Regions from separate parts of the Homo sapiens genome. Here region 2 is linked to region 1. The links are chromatin loops, found by intact Hi-C in ENCODE. Cell type or tissue: chondrocyte. All regions are shown on one strand. Links, peaks and the distances in the headings refer to the core of each region. The heading gives the core; the rest is flanking DNA.

Region 1 (4,914 bases), core at 1,155-3,654:
GCGGCACAGAACTCACCAAAACCAGCTCTACATGTCATTCCCATCTGCTCAAGCCTTAATACTGACTTCTTCCAATAGAATAAGCCCTGCATCCAAACAATCTAATGCTCACATTTTCATTTTACCAGGGAGGAAACAGGCTTGGAGAAGTAACTTGCCTGTGAGCCTATAAAAGTGGCAAAGCTGGCCGGGTGTGGTGGCTCACGCTTGTAATCTCAGTACTTTGAGAGGCCAGGGTGGGAGGATTGCTTGAGCCCGGGAGTTGGAGACCAGTTTGGGCAACAAAATGAGACTTCACTACAAATAATTTTTTGAAAATTAGCTGGGTGTGGCAATGCACCTATGGTCCCAGCTACACGGGAGGCTGAGGTGGGAGAATCACTTCAGCTCAGGCAGTCCAGGCAATATTGAGCTGTGATCACGCCACTGCACTCCAGCCTGGGTGACAGAGCAACACCCGATCTCAAAAAAAAAAAAAAAAAAAAAAAAAAAAAAAGAGGTGGGGGGCAAAGCCACAATGCAAGGGTTACCTGAATTTGGTGGGCTGCCTATTGCACGGGGTAGGGTATATTCAGAGCCTCGTCTACTTTCTGCTGAGCTGAAGTCCTACTGTTGGGTACCATTTTCCCCAGGACCCCACGGCATTCAGATCTTGCCGGCTTCCTCCAGCCACTGCTAGAAGAACATTAGCAGCGAATCATGGAATGTCAGGGATTCAAAGTAGAGGCCCTCTGGTTACATCCTTTTGTTTTAAACATCACATATAAGCCCAGGGCCCTCTGTTTACTTTTGATTTTACCCAAATAGAACCAACTAGGGAGCAGATGTGTGCAGCTCAGCAGGAATCCAGCTTTGGGGAAATACTGAGGTCTCCAGACTTGGGACTGGCTTTGTGTGAAATGCTTGGTTAGGGGAAAGGGGCTCCCTGCTGAACAAGACTGGAAAAACATCTCCCAAAGGCACCTTGTGGCATCTGTAAGCTGTGGGTTGCAGGGGTGCTCATAAAACAAAACTCAAGATAGAAAATACACATATTTCAGACCCAGCTCTGTCCCCTTGAAGCCAGCACTAACAGCCAGCTTGACCCTTTTTCCTGACAATCCCTTACAATGTGGGAGCCAGGGTTCCCACAGGGCCTGAAGAGGACATGCCCGGGGCTCCTATAGCCTTAGAGAGCTGCTCACACGATCTGGGGCTGGATGAGCACCATCAGGCTTATGGAGAGAGACTAGGCCAAAAGTTCAGGCCAGTTCTGTTGAAAGAGAGAACACTTTAAAAAAAAAAATTGTGTTTCTTCAGAATTTGCTCAGGATTATCAGAAAAGAGAGAAGGAAAAAAAAAAACTTTCATCCTCTACAGTTGAGCAGGGAAGGGATGGGGAAAGACTCATTTCCTAATGACAGCCTTTTGTAACTGAAGATCTAAATAAGGTAAAAAATAAAAATGCTTCTCCATTTCTACAAGAAGTGGCCAGCCAGGAAAGGGACTTCTTGTCTAACCCTCCTGTGAAAATGAGGCTCATTCAGTCAGATTTCAACCCAGCCTTCTCCACTTTCTGCCTCCATCACCCTTCCGGGGGCAGAATTTAGCAGTGGTCTGCCACCCCGAGCAGCCGCTCCCACAGGAACTGCCTCATTAAGCTCTGTGACCAGTAACTCCCAACTTAGGAAAAGCTCAAGAAGGACCACTCTGCTTTGTTTGCACTTTTCCAAGAACCCTTACTACATAAAACGTTCTAAACTTGGGAACACTAACTTTTGCACTGTTTCCCACCGAGCCACAGAGCTCGCACCAGCATCACGCTCTCCCTTTGCCAGGATCTGAGCTCGCTGGAGGAAAATACAAGTTCCTCTTTCAGCTTCTTTCCTTCACTTCTGGAGACAAGCTTTCCAGCTACCAAAACAGAACGTTTCCCAGGTTTTCCTCCCACACCTATGAACTTTGTTCCTTGATTAAATCCTAGTTTCCCCTCTAAACAGAACTGGACTATGTCCAACCAATGTCTTCAGTTTCTGCAAACATTAACTCTGATGTTTTTTTTCAAGAGGTTTGTGTTCGGCTTTTGAGTAGGTTCCGGAGGCTGCCAGTGGAAAGTCTGAGGGGGGTATCAGCAGCATTTTACCCCATCCCCCGCATCCCCTCTGGCCAGCAGGACAGGAAAAGGAAGCCTGTTTGCGTGCACGAGCCTGCTGACCGGCCTTTGCCATGCGCTGTGCTTTCCTTTGTAGACACAGAGGGACTGCGAGGGAGGATGAGCAACTCCTTCCTAAGCTGGTAGGGTACATGGCTCCAAGAAACGCTCCTGGTCTGGAGTGGAATGTAGGACCGTTCTCCTCTCACAGCCAGCCACACAAAGCTACCTGTCTTCGGACATCTTTCCCCGACGCTTGAGCAGGCTGCAGGGAAAGGGGCCCGCTTACCCGGAGGAAGGAAACCCTCCGCAGACCCTCCAGGAAGGCAGGCCTGGGGCGCCCCTTCCCCGGGGAGCCTGGAAACCCACAAGGCAGGAGCCATTAGAGGGCAGCACGTGCCTGTCTCATAACACTGAGCAGACTCGTCTTTTTTTTTTCTTCTTCCAATTACAGGGTGTTTCAAAAAGCAAAAGTACCGTGGCTCCAGCGTCAGCAGAAAAACAAGTTAGAAAGACAGGCAGGGGAGGGGGCGATCCCTCCAACTCCAAAGCTGTGCCAGGGAGACACCGCTCTTGGGGAAGTTGGGCTGCAGCCCCCGCACGTGCTAGGAAGATAAGTGAAGGTCCCAACACATCCTGTCCCCTTAGAGCCCCTGGGGCCCAGCAGCCGGGCCCAGCAGCCCGACCCAGCGCCTAGAGCCCATTCGCAGACAGCGCGCTGAGGCGGCTTGGGCGCCATGCCCTTTGGGTTACTCAGCTCTTCAGCCTCCTGGAACGCTAGGACAAAGGAGTGCCTTGGTGCTGGCAGAAGCCGGGGGGCACAGCTGGGTTTTACAAGGAAGGACGAAATCTCATCTCAGCAATCGGGATAGATCAACCGTTGCCCGTCTGAGGTGACCCAATTCAGGGACCAGCCGCTTGGCTCTGAACACACACGTGTCACAACCCCAGCTCGTACCCAGGCCTTGCTAGAGGTAAGAACGTGGCATCCCTCCCTGGGACCAACTCGAGCGCCACTTGGGCGTCCCCTGCCAGGACCGCTCTGCATTGCAAAGGGCCCCTGGGGCGTTCAGGATTGGCCTCTGCCCCTCCTCCCACTGCACCATTCTCTTCTTCCCACCGCACATCTCTTCCTAATTCACCAAGGGGTTCCACCCCAAGGAAGAACTCCTTCGTGCTGGAAAAAGCCTGGGGCAGCACGGTGGGCCTCCCCCTCCATCTGGGTCACCAGAGGCAGGGAGGGAGGAGGCTTGTGTAATCTTACTATTCATTTCTCCGTGCAAGCTCCTCGGGACAGGCCTGAATTCATGATACCATCTCATTGGAAGACCTTTGCCCCCAAAGGGCCTGGGCAGATTGAAGCGTCTAGCAGAGGTGAGGGGTGACAGGTGACCAAACCCCAGCCCTGAGGTCTCACCACCTGCTCACAAGCCCAGAGCTGGGGTGGTGGGGTTCTCACTGCCTTCTCCCCATCCCCCTTCTCATTGCATTTCCTTTCCCCCACTCTGGCCTCGGAACCCAGGCGGCCAGTCCTTAGCCAGTCCCTTCTCGCTGTTGTCCAATCTGTCACTGTGCCTGACTATTCTTTAGGAAGTGGTTACTGTTTGTTGCACACCATTCACAAACACTTCATTTTCAGATCCTGCCCTCTGCACACTACGTGCTAGGACCTTGGCAGGCCCCGTGAGTGGCCAAGTTCCGTACTCTTGGTCATCAGCATCTGATCTGCCTCTGGAACTCCTCTTTCTCCTTCCTTGTTCAATTCAGCGGTTTCAGTTGACAAAGACCAGGGAGCCTCTAACCCCGGGGGCGTACTAACCATAGAAATATCACTCAGTCTAGCATAGAGTGCGCCTATAACTGAATGGGGAACTTCACTGATAGTGCTTCCAGTTTCCAATAGCATTAGGCTAGGTATTTGGACTACATTTCCCACTGACAACCATTTAAAAGCTGGATAAGATATAAAACAACTCAATCTTTCTGTTGAAATTGTCAAATAGTAAGAAGTAATACTGGCTGTTGATCCAGGGAATCATGAGGGACTGAGTCAGTCCTCTCTAATCCTATAGGCATCAGAAAAAATCATGGGTACAGTAATTCCAAAGTCAAACTGACAGGTAGTTTTCATGAAATTTTCCTAGTAAATTATCCCAAAGAACTAATAAGCTGGACAAAAATTATATTGCATGAATATTTATACAATATCTTTTCTGGTAGACTAATTCCACCTAGTTGACAGCTCTGTTAGATTCCTTTGGGGGCCCTCTTGTCTGCCTTGCAGCTGTGCCATTCCTATACAAAGTGCAGAAAGCACCTGCCCTTGTTTGCAGCCATAATGGAAAAAAACCATGCCATTCTACTCTATCCCTCCAATGTCCATAATGCAATTATCAGGTCTCTCGACCTGTCAGATTTTTACTTGCACTCACCAAAAAGGCTTCACTCTTCACCCCTAAGATGGTAGTAATGTAACTACCCCAGTGTTACGGTAAAGGTTTAAATAAGATAATGTACAGAAAACACTGAGCACCACATATCAATAGTAAGTGCCCAATTAATGTTATTCCTATTGTTTTAGCATTAGTATCAACCATAAATGGTTATGATTGCCGTCTTGTTTAAGAACATATCCAACGTTTGAATCTCTTTGGAAACATTGCACCAAATATTCAAACTTTTTCAAAGTGAGACATACTTCCTCATGAAGCAGCCCATCCATCATTGGACAACTTCGGCTACTGTGAAGTGCGTCTCTGTTGAAAATGAAGCCTAACTCCAGT
Region 2 (2,500 bases), core at 1-2,500, 420 kb after region 1:
AAAAGTATGAGAATATGAAATATAAACAGATTTAAGTTCTGTAAAAACAAAATCTGTAAAATCATTCAGGTATATTTGTGTTCAAAATTTTCCAAAAAGATTAGATTAAAAGTATCTTTTAATTGGTGATATATATTGACTCCATTAGACTTTGGAAATTTATATTTTATCAGTCAGAACTTTTAGATTCAGACTAGAAAAAAAATTCCTTCTTGGTCCTTTCCCCCACCCACCCTTTTTATTGTACATAGATGCTGTTAACAGAACTTTGCCTTTTTCATTCCTATCAGGTTTAGTACAGTTCATGCGCAGGTTTCAGTAAACATTAACTACTTTTATCAGAGCTTGCAGTGTGCTGAATGGTTAGCAAAGAGAGTGTACTGCAAGAGACAGATGAAAATGAGAGAGTCCAAGGTCACATGGATTTTGAATTTTTTTTAATTATTGAGAATTTAGGGGAAAGACCATCAGGCTTCACACTTTAAATCTCTTTATGTGGGCCTGCCACACGGCGTCTTTGCCAGCTTTTGTATGTACTGAAGCTAAAACATTTGTTCAGATGCTGATTGGCAAGGCAAGTGACTTTAAAACATGGTTTTTTTTTCTTTCAATTAAAAAAAGTTTTATTCAGGGCTGCCTTCTAGGATGAAAGATTCTCAAGGCCCTATCAAAGACGTAATGCAACACTTATCGTGGTGATTCTTAAGACTCCTTTGAATTTTATAGGGATATCCTTTTTCTCAAAGATTTTTCAGGATTGCCTTCTGATAATCTATTTCGTTTCTGGAGTTAGCACAGTAACTCGTAAACCAAGTGCTAAAAGATGAAATCTGAAACACAGATATAGAATAAACGTGTTTTGGATATCATGTAATGTTCCCCAACTTTTGCCTATCATTTTCGAAAACAGGAATGTGATCTGTACTTATTTTTAGAGAAAAGGACACGAACATTTGAGAAATTACTGACAAAAATTATTCTCCTCCTGCCCCTCCGATCCAATAGGTTTGAAGCCGCTGGTCCTCGCCTTTTACTCCTTAGCTGGACAGCGGGTTCGGGATCTGCCCCATGACTAAGGCTGAAGTGGAAAGTTGCGAAGATAGAACAAGAGTTGTTCCTTAGGGTGGTGTCCCTAAACTTGAAAGTGGACTTGGTCCTGCTCGCAGGTGGGCTTGCACGCGCCAGGCTTCGTGTGGTGGCTCGCGCGCGCTGGCCCCCGAGCGCCAGCGTGGGTGACCCGTGCCCCGCCCCGGACGGCCTTTTCACCCTGTTCTGTTTCTGGGGAGGGGCGAGGGGAAAACTGCGGGTGCCTTCCCTCAGAGGCGGGCAGCCATTGTGCCTCGGGAACACGGTCTGAGTAGAGTTGTGTTCGCACAGCTGAAGGCGGCCGGCGGCCCTCCCAGGGCCTCGAGGGTCTGTCTGTGCCCTCCTCAGGCTGGGACCGGGCAGCCGACTGCCCGCGTCAGGGCTCCACGGCCGCAGGGGCCCCCTCGGGCCGCCCCCAGGGCTCCCGCGGTGGGTGTCCGGTGAGCGGGTAGCGAGGCCATCAGTCAGGGCGGCGGGCGCCGATTGGCTGGCGGGCTGGCGGGGGCCGGGCGGGGCGGGGCTCGGTGTTCGTTCGCGCTGGCGTTCCCCCGTGAGTAGAGCCGCGTCTTCCAGCGGATCTTGCCGCACTTTCCTCAGTTGCGAAGGGCACGGCCGCTGGGGACACAACCTAATGAACAACCGGAGCTCTTCAGAGATGCCTTTAGCAACTCAGCTCCTTAAAAATAATAAATTCCTCTTAGGGAAAGATTAGAAGATGAGTGTGCTTGGAGCGAACCCGTGCCCGCCCCCCCGCCTTTTTTGGCTAGAGGGCATTTAGCCTGTGACCACTTTTAAATTTTCACAAGATTTGCATAGACATGAGCATGCCCACTCGCATTATGTAATTATTTCCCCAAATAAGTCCCCATTGAAACATTTGGCTTCCCCGATGGCTATTTCAGAATAAAAACATGTAGCAGGGTATTTCATGATGGGTAGCTCCAAAAACTTTTGTTTAAAAGAAAAACCACGTATCTAGAAAATGCTCCTTTAAGCCTTTTTTGACGAGGAGGAGGGGTGCAGACACTTGCCTGCGGCAAAGTGAACCTGGAAGGAGCGGGGCGTGTGTAGGACAGAGCCCAGGAGAACGGGCAGCCGGGTGGCCGGGCCAGGAAGCAGGGCCTTTCTGGCCCTTTCCGCAGAGGGCTGGATAATTGCCTCTCCTTTCTAAAAGGAGCCGTTTTCTGGGCCGGGAGCGGTGGCCCTCGCCCATAGGCTCACGCTCGTAATTCCAGCAATTTGGGAGGCCCAGGCAGGCGGATCATCTGAGGTCAGGAGTTCGAGACCAGCCTGGCCAACATGGTGAAACCCCGTCTGTACTAAAAAAAATACAAAAATTAGCTGGGCGTGGTGGCGTGCGCCTGTGATCCCAGCTACTCAGGAGGTTGAGGCAGGAGAATCGCTTGAACTTGGG

What was found. Peaks named below come from ENCODE experiments on the same cell type or tissue, not always from the same donor. Only the 100,000 strongest peaks of a DNase experiment are listed, where the experiment ranks them.
Region 2: a loop joins it to region 1, with 3 times the contacts of the local background. A loop is called at or near these places in 5 of 110 quality-filtered maps.

The regions. Positions count from the first base shown.
Region 1 is chr6:6,722,196-6,727,109 of GRCh38, forward strand. The region is part of intron 2 of LOC101928004 (a long non-coding RNA gene); the gene reads right to left. It overlaps LOC101928047 (a long non-coding RNA gene), which reads left to right. Exons shown (of 6, transcript XR_001743949.2): 5 at 2,586-3,105. Among named protein-coding and RNA genes, the nearest start is that of LY86-AS1, 100 kb to the left of the region's middle. RefSeq lists enhancers at 2,588-3,281, 2,598-2,657. In chondrocyte, for the core only: a CTCF peak has its summit at 2,494 (motif pointing right); no DNase peak of the experiment used is centred there.
Region 2 is chr6:7,139,643-7,142,142 of GRCh38, forward strand. The region is part of intron 1 of RREB1 (ras responsive element binding protein 1); the gene reads left to right. Among named protein-coding and RNA genes, the nearest start is that of RREB1, 33 kb to the left of the region's middle. RefSeq lists enhancers at 733-1,260, 1,731-1,860 and a silencer at 1,271-1,650. In chondrocyte, for the core only: no CTCF peak of the experiment used is centred there; a DNase peak (open chromatin) is centred at 1,497.